2 separate regions of the Homo sapiens genome follow, and region 2 is linked to region 1. A link is an interaction called in ENCODE POLR2A ChIA-PET data of the cell type or tissue named here. Cell type or tissue: Panc1. All regions are shown on one strand. Each heading gives the region's core, and the rest is flanking DNA. Links, peaks and the distances in the headings are about the cores only. Region 1 overlaps CASC15 (cancer susceptibility 15). Region 2 has its middle 14 kb from the start of PRL.

Region 1 (4,402 bases), core at 286-4,285:
CCGCTGCTTGTTTACTTCTAGCATAGATTGTCTCCACACTACAGGGATGTACAGGTGTGCACTTGCACAGCGACCATCTGGGCTTAGGATCACCTAGGATCACATTTGGCTGCCGTGGTATTGAGGAGAAAACACAGGTTGCAAGGAGAGAGGACGGGCTGTTCCTGGCCCCATGGCCTCAACTCTTGGGATCCTCCAGGATTTCTGTAATCACGGTGGGGAAGCACGCACAAAAGTGCTCTGAAGTGGTTGAAGTGAGGGAGGGGTTCGCCCTAGGTACCGATGCTTGGATTATGAAGAACTGGGTTTGGGTTCTAGCTCTTCCAGCTCCTAGCCCTGTGCCCTCAGGCAGGTCAGCTGCCCTGAGCCTCAGTTTCTCTGATGGGCAGTCTTGCCCCTAACATTTGTGGTGCCCGGGGCTAGAATGTGAATGCAGGACCACATACTCTGTATGTAAATATTTAAAAGTTACAAATCAAACAAAAAAGTGTCAAAACATGTTTGGAAATTTTTCTGTTCTGACAAATACACCTTTATAACCATCTTGAAGGGCAGGTTTGAATTTTGAGTTTTCAGATTCTTAGCCAACTTCCATGCCTGACCAGGTAGTGTGGGTGGGAGCAGGAATCTAGTCGTCATGCTTGTGGACAGCGTGGTCTGTATGTCTGCTGGACCCACCCTTCACCCTGTGGGCCTCGGGATTCTATATTGAGGATTGTCTATCTTGGGGGAGTGTGTGGAGGGAACATCTGCACAGGCCTTATAAATGAGCATGGGCTGTTGGGATAAGGAACTCTGGGGCCCGAGCACCTGGCACATGATCCAGAACAGGATTTTTGGGTTCCGATGGGCAGGTGACTTTAGTCCTCACTCTGTGGGCAGGGGCATTACAGCATAGGGGTCCCTTTTGTCAGGGATTTATGATGGCATCACACGCAGGATTCAGAGAGCATTAATTGAAAAATACATATGATTGGCTGGGCGTGGAGGCTTATGCCTGTAATCCCAGCACTTTGGGAGGCTGAGGTGGGTGGATCACCTGAGGTCGGGAGTTCGAGACCAGTCTGACCAACATGGAGAAACCCTTTCTCTACTAAAAATACAAAATTAGCCGGGCGTGGTGGCACATGCCTGTAATCCCAGCTACTAGGGAGGCTGAGGCAGGAGAATTGCTTGAACCTGGGAGGCGGAGGTTGCAGCGAGCCGAGATTGTGCCACTGCACTCCAGCCTGGACAATAAGAGCGAAACTCCATCTCAAAAAAAAAAAAATAAAAAAATACATATGATTGTGCTTTTTTTTTTTTTTTTTTTTCCTGAGACTGAATCTTGCTCTGTCACCCAGGCTGGAGTGCAGTGGCACGGTCTCGGCTCACTGCAACCTCTGCCTCTTGGGTTGAAGTGATTCTCCTGTCTCAGCCTCCCAAGTAGCTGGGATTACAGATGTGTGCCACCACACCCGGCTAATTTTTGTATTTTTTGGTAGAGATGGGGTTTTACCATGTTGGTCAGGCTGTTCTCAAACTCCTGACCTCGTGATCCGCCTGCCTCGGCCTCCCAAAGTGCTGGTATTACAGGCGTGAGCCACCACGCTGGGCCTGATTGTGCTTTTGTAGTGTTACTGTCACATATATGAAAATAAGTTCTTTCTATCAGAAAGGCTTTATCCTTAACATCAGCCTTAATCACATCAACATTTAGCAGTGCTTGGATTGAGTTATTTTCTGCTGTATAGGATGATCCATCTCTAGGACCGAGCACAGAACTCTGTTTTCACTTAGCTTTTTTGTTTGTTTGTTTGAGATGGAATCTCACTCTGTCACCCAGGCTGGAGTGCAGTGGCACAATCTCAGCTAACTGCAACCTCTGCCTTCCAGGTTCAAACAATTCTCATGCCTCAGCCTCCCAAGTAGCTGAGATTACAGGCATGTGCGACCAGGCCTGGTTAATTTTTTGTATTTTTAGTAGAGACGGGGTTTTGCTATGTTGGCCAGGCTGGTCTCGAACTCCTGGCCTCAAGTGATTCGGCTGCCTCGGCCTCCAAAGTGCTGGGATTACAGTGTTCTCACTTAGCATTTTATTCATTCATTCAATAAGATAAATGCAATAAGTATTTATTGACTATTCCTTTTTTTCCTAAGCATTATTGTAGGTAATAGCAGTAAACAAATAGATACAACTTCCTGTCTTCGTGGAACTAACACTTTAGTAGGAGGAAACAGAAATAAAAAGGATAAATATAAAAATGTGTAGTTTCCTTGAAGATGGCGTCCTCTCTGTTCACTCATTTGCTCCACAAATATATATTATATATCCCTGCCAAGGACTAGGCACTCTGCCTTACTCAGAGGTAAAGATATGGAAAGAGAAATGATCACAAAACTAGAGTGTGGCATTACTCAGGGTTTGTGTGAAGTACTGTTAACTGCAGGAAATCCTTATGCTCTTTGGAATTAATGTTCTAGAATTTTGTCTTTTCCACTTCAATCAAATGATTATTCAGGCCAGGCACGGTGGCTCACGCCTGTAATCCCAGCACTTTGGGAGGCCGAGGCGGGCGGATCATGAGGTCAGGAGATCAAGACCATCCTGGCCAACACGGTGAAACCCCGTCTCTACTAAAAATACAAAAATTATATTTTTGTATTACAGGCGTGGTGGTACATGCCTGTAATCCCAGCTACTCAGTAGGCTAAGACAGGAGAATTGCTTGAACCAGGGAGTCGGAGGTTGCAGTGAACCGAGATCACGCCACAGCACTCCAGCCTGGGCAACAGAGCGAGACTCTGTCTCAAAAAAAAAAAAAAAATGCTTATTCAGTCTCTGCTCTATTTAAGGCATTGTCCTAAGCTTTATGAGGGGTCGAACAAGAATTCATAATTCACAGGAGGTGGTACAGTCATGAGTCACTTAACGACAGGGATATGTTCTGAGAAATGTACCACTGGATAATTTCTTCATTGTGCAAACATCATCGAGTGTGCTTACACAAACCTAGATGGGGTAGCTTACTACACACCTAAGCTAGATGGTACAACCTATTGCTCTTGGGCTACAAACCTTATAGCATGTTACTGTACAAAATATTGTAGGCAATTATGACATAATGCTAGATATGTATGTATCTGAACATATCTAGACATAGAAAAGTTACAGTAAAAATATAAAGGATAAAAAGTAGGGCCAGGCACAGTGGCTCACACCTGGAATCCTGGCACTTTGAGAGGCTGAAGCGGGCAGATCACGAGGTCAGGAGTTCGAGACCAGCCTGGCTAATATGATGAAACCCCCGTCTCTACTGAAAATACAAAAAATTAGCTGGGCATGGTGGCGGGTGCCTGTAGTCCCAGCTACTTGGGAGGCTGAGGCAGGAGAATGGCGTGAACCCGGGAAGCGGAGCTTGCAGTGAGCCGACAAGACGCCACTGCACTCCAGCCTGGGCGACAGAGCAAGACTCCGTCTCAAAAAACAACAACAACAACAAAAAAAAACACAAACACATTGTACAGCTATACAACATTTTCTTTCCTTATATCTGCAAGATTTTTTCCATTTCTAATTTTTTTTTGTAACTTTCTAAACTTTTTTGTTGTTGTTAAAAACTGAGACACAAACACATATGTTACCTTAGGTTTACACAGGTCAGGATCATCAAGACGTCATTGGGCAATAGGAATTTTCAGCTCCATTATAATCTTAAGGGAACACAGACATATGCAGTCCGCGGGCTGAAACGTTGATTGTAAATACAGAACCTTTAGAGTGGTTCTTGGCATATTGTAAGCATTTGAATGTTAACTGTTCTTACTACTTATCTGCCTGTGTCCCTGTCAATGAAGTGAACCCTGGTCCTCTCCTTTCCCCTCTGCTCTGTCTTCTTCAGTGGGGTAGGGAGAAATCCTGCCTGCACCAAGTCACACAGTGGGTGTGTCCTGAAAGAATTCTTTTCATCATCTTGGAATGCTGTCCTTGGGATTCAGCTGACTTCCCTCAATCGGGACTCATACATCAAGAGGTCAGGAGTATAATTATCTCAGCTACTGTGAAGCCACAGAAAAGCACTTGCTGAGTCTGGATGTAAATTTATTGTGAAATTTAACAAAGAAAAAGTCACCTCCTTCTTTCCCTTTCTTCTCTTCAACTCAAATTGCATTTTAAAAGGTCTTCGTTTAGGATAAATAGATGTCATTTATCTACCATTAAAGGGCCTATCCTTCTTGGTTTGGGACATGTAAATACCTTCCTGAAGCACATGAGATGCCTTGGCTATTTACACCCTTTTCTGGGGGCAAGCATGCTTTCGTTCTTTTCTTTGACAATTAAAAATAAAATAAAACAGCTAGAAAGAAAAGTATAAGAAATTGTGGTGAGCCATAATTTTGATTATCAGGAATTTCTCACTCA
Region 2 (4,402 bases), core at 104-4,103, 390 kb after region 1:
AATATGTTTGAATGAATGAATTTGTATGTGTTGCTGGAAAATATGCATTTTTTGTTGAGTGTGCATATATTTTTAATTTACTTAGGTATCATCTTAGAGACCTCTGATCTTTGTTTTGGTTTTCCTTCACTCAGTTATATGTTGATGATGTTTTCACGGTGCTGTATTACATCTAGTTTGTCATTTGTAACTCCTTTATAATACTTCAATGACTGCATCCACGTTTTACCTATCCACTCTTCCAGAGTGCATCTTACTGCCTGTCCTGCTATACACAGTACTGTATTACACATTTCTGTATGTGCCTTTATGTGAAAGAGTGATAGAACATTCTCTTATAAAGAAATTGAAATTGGAGGTCTAGTGACAATTGTGACTAAGTCAGTGCATTACAGATCCCCTTGGCCTATTACAATTTCAGTCGTACAATTCAGTGATAACACACACAGAATATACTGAAAAGAAACAATGCAAAAGGATTTCATTAAGAGTGCAATTCCAATGGTTATTCTATTGGAACTAAATTGATTCACTTGTTTAGATTTGATTGAGGTGACAGTCACTGTCTTAAAAATGAATATTAATGCATTTGAGTTCTTGTCAACATTTTAGTAGTTGCTCTAGAGATTACAATATATACCCATAGTTTTTCCCAGGCTAGTTAACATTAATAATGTTCCATGTCACATAAAATATAGCAACTTTGCAATTGTATAGGTCTATTTACCTCTCCTCATCCTTTCTACTATAGTTGTCATATGGATTACATATATATATATATATATATATATATATATATATATATATATATATATATATGTTGTGCAGCTCATAAAAACTACAGTTTTTCTTCACAGACTGTGAAAATAGTTTTATATATTTACCATTTCTGGTGTTTTCCATTCCGTCCTAAAGGTCCAAATTTACTTCTGCTATTATTTTCCCTCGGCTGAAAAACATGCATTAGCATTTCTTATATTACAAGTGTACTTATGACAAATGCTGTCAGTTTTTAAAATCTAAAAAAGGATTTTGTCTTTATTGTTATTTATTTATTTATGTATTTTTTTGAGATGGAGTCTCGCTCTGTTGCCCAGGCCAGAGTGCAGTGGTGTGATCTTGGCTCACTGCAAGCTCCGCCTCCCGGGTTCATGCCATTCTGCCTCAGCCTCCCGAGTAGCTGGGACTACAGGTGCCCACCACCACGCCCGGCTAATTTTTTGTATTTTTAGTAGAGACAGGGTTTCACTGTGTTAGCCAGGATAGTCTCTATCTCCTGACCTCGTGATCCGCCTGCCTCGGCCTCCCAAAGTGCTGGGATTACAGGTGTGAGCCACTGCGCCCAGCCCTTGTCTTTATTGTTAAGAGATAGCTTTGCTAGATGAAAATTATTAGTTCATTTTTTTTCTCTTCAAGCACTTTGAGTATGTTATGCCAATGTCTTCTGGCATCCATAATTTAGGATGAGAAGTCATTTGTTAACTAACCATGATCTCCTATGTGTAATGTATTGTTTTCTTCCTGCTACTTTCAGATATATTTTCTCTTTTTGGGTTTCAAATAGTATGACTATTATGTTCTTAGACATGCTTGTTTTTGAATTTATACTGCTTGAGTTTCACGGAGATTGTCATATCTGTACATCTACTATTTTCACTAATTGGGTAACTTTTTGTTTATTATTTATTTGAATATTTTTGCCCCATTTTCTTTGCTTCTTCAGTAAATTGGACTTTTGTTTTTCTCCCACAGTCCTTAAGGCTGTGGTCATTTTTCAATTTTTTTCTTTCTTCTTCAGGTTAGATAATTTCCATGATCCTATCTTCAAGTGTACTGTTTACTTTGTCACCCCCATTTTCCTGCTAAGCCCTTTCTATTATTTTTTAAAAAAATATAGGTACTAAACTTTTCTGAAATTTTCATTAGGTTTTTTTCCATTCCATTTTTCTGCTGAGATTCCTACTTTTTCATTCATTATGAGCATTTTTTTCTTCATGTCATTTATCATAATTGATGATTGTTTTAAAATTCTTTTCTTGTAGTTCTAACACCTCAGTCATCTATAGCTTGAACTCTGTTGTCTTTTATTCTGATAATGAGTGACAACTTCTTATTTCCTCATATGTCAAGTAATTTTGGATTGCATTCTTGTCATTGTAAATATAGGTTGTCTTTAGATTTTGTTATGGTCTCCTGAAGAGCATCACTGTCATTTGCTTGTTTTAATTGGCAATCGATTTAACAAGATTCAAACTTCAAACTCCATTTCATGTGTGGCAATTCAAAATTTCAGTTCAGCTGTGCTGTTTGGAGTCTGACACACACACACACACACACACACACACACACACACTCTCTCTCTTTCTCTCTTTAGCCAGAAATTTGCATAGAGTTTATACATGGAATTTTGGGCCCCTCCTCCTTTCTGTTTTCTTCCCATCTAGAATTCTTCTTTCACTTTTCAGTGGCTACAATTGTCCAGAATAATTCTGGGGTTCCTACCAGAGTTTTAGCCACTGTGAATGCTGTTATTATAATCTCTCCTCTGGCTAAAAGCCATGCAATATTGGAAAATCATCCTTGCCATTCCTTTTTCTGAATGTTGACTCTCCTCTGCCTTTTTTTTTCCTTTTGGTGTCACTCTCCAGTATATTTAAGTAGATTTCTGCTTGTTTATCTTTTCCTTCCTTTCCCCTTTCTCCTCTCTCCATTCCTTCTTTCTTTCTTTCCTCTCCCTTTTCTCCTCTTCTCTGCTCTTTCCTCCCTCACTTCTTGCTTGCTTCCTTCCTTTCATTCTCTCTCCTTTCTTTCTCTGTTTCATTTGTTTCATTCCTTCTTTTCTCCTTCCTTCCCTCTTTCTCGCATTCCCTCTCTTCTCTGTTTCTTTCTTCCTTTCTTTTATTTCACCAGAATTCATCATTGTTATCAGCAGAAGGATAGGGTATGCTAGGAGATTCAAGTCCATGCAAATTTCAGGATGATAACCAATGCTTCTTTGAAATCCAACAAAAACAAATATTTTAATATTCTACACTGAATAATAGCTATGTTCTCATAGTTATAAGATAAACCACGTGTATTAGTCCATTTTCACACTGCTTATAAAGACATACCCAAGACTGGGTAATTTATAAAGAAAAAGGTTTAATGGACTCACAGTTCCACATGGCTGGGGAGGCCTCATAATCATGCCAGAAGACAAAGGAAGAGCAAAGGGACTTCTTATATGGATGTGGATAGACAGAATGAGAGCCAAGTGAAAGCAGAAACCCCTTATAAAATAATCAGATTTCGTGAGACTTATTCACTACCATGAGACTAGTATGGGGGAAACCACCCCCATGTTTCAGTTATCTTCCACTGGGTCCCTCCCATAACACTTGGGAGTTATGCGAGCTACAATTCAAGATGAGATTTGGGTGGGGACACAGCCAAACCATATCATCATGATCTATTTTATATAAAATAGTGTTTTAGTTGGATAAGAAATAATTTCCAATAGCATTTTAAAAACTATACTAGGCTGTTCTTGCATCACTATAAGGGAATACCTGAGACTAGGTAATTTATAAGAAAGGAGCTTTAATTGGCTCACAGTTCTACAGGCTATACAGAAAGCACAGGACCAACATTTGCCTCTGGGCAGTCTCAGAAGCTCACAATCATGGTGGAAGGTGAAAGGGGAACAGGCATTTCACATGGTGGGAGCAGGAGCAATAGAGCAAGGATGGTGGTGGTTGGGGGTGGCAACACACTAAAACAACCAGATCTTAAAAGAACTCACTCAGTATTATGAGGACAGCCCCAAGACATTAGGGATTTACACTCATGGCCTAAATACCTGCACCAGCACCCACCTCCAACATTGGGAATTGCATTTCAACATGAGATTTGGGCAGGGACAAATATCCAGACTATATCATTCCACCCCCCACACCCCAATCTCACATCCTTCTCACATTGCAAAACAATCGTGCCTTCCCAATAGTCTCTCAAAGTCTTAACTAATTGCGGTGTTAACCAAAAGTCCAAAGTCCAAAATGTAATCTGAGACAAGGCAATTCCCTTCCACCTATGAGCCTGTAAAATAAAAACAAGTTATTTACTTCCAAGGTACAAAGGAGGTAACAGGAACCGGGTAAACTTTCTTGTTCCAAAAGGGAGAAATTGGCAAAAAAAAAAAAGGGCCTACAGACCCCATGCTAGTTTGAAACCCAGCAGGGTAGTCATTACATCTTAAAGCCCCAAAATATTCTCCTTTGACTCCTTGTACCACATCCAGGGCACACTGGTGGGAGAGGTGGGCTCCCAAGGCCTTGGGCAGCTCCACTCCTTTGGCTTTACAGAATTCAGACTTCTCCACTGCTCTCACAGGTTGGTGTTGAGTGTCTGTGGCTTTTCC

What was found. ChIA-PET counts read pairs that join two places held together with the same protein. Peaks named below come from ENCODE experiments on the same cell type or tissue, not always from the same donor. Only the 100,000 strongest peaks of a DNase experiment are listed, where the experiment ranks them.
Region 2: POLR2A ChIA-PET joins it to region 1 with 5 read pairs; 2 of 35 experiments call an interaction of 5 or more read pairs at or near these places.

The regions. Positions count from the first base shown.
Region 1 is chr6:21,918,311-21,922,712 of GRCh38, forward strand. All of the region lies in intron 5 of CASC15 (cancer susceptibility 15), which reads left to right. Among named protein-coding and RNA genes, the nearest start is that of NBAT1, 230 kb to the right of the region's middle. In Panc1, for the core only: no CTCF peak of the experiment used is centred there; no DNase peak of the experiment used is centred there; H3K27ac peaks cover 678 bases.
Region 2 is chr6:22,309,089-22,313,490 of GRCh38, forward strand. No RefSeq gene overlaps it. Among named protein-coding and RNA genes, the nearest start is that of PRL, 14 kb to the left of the region's middle. In Panc1, for the core only: no CTCF peak of the experiment used is centred there; no DNase peak of the experiment used is centred there.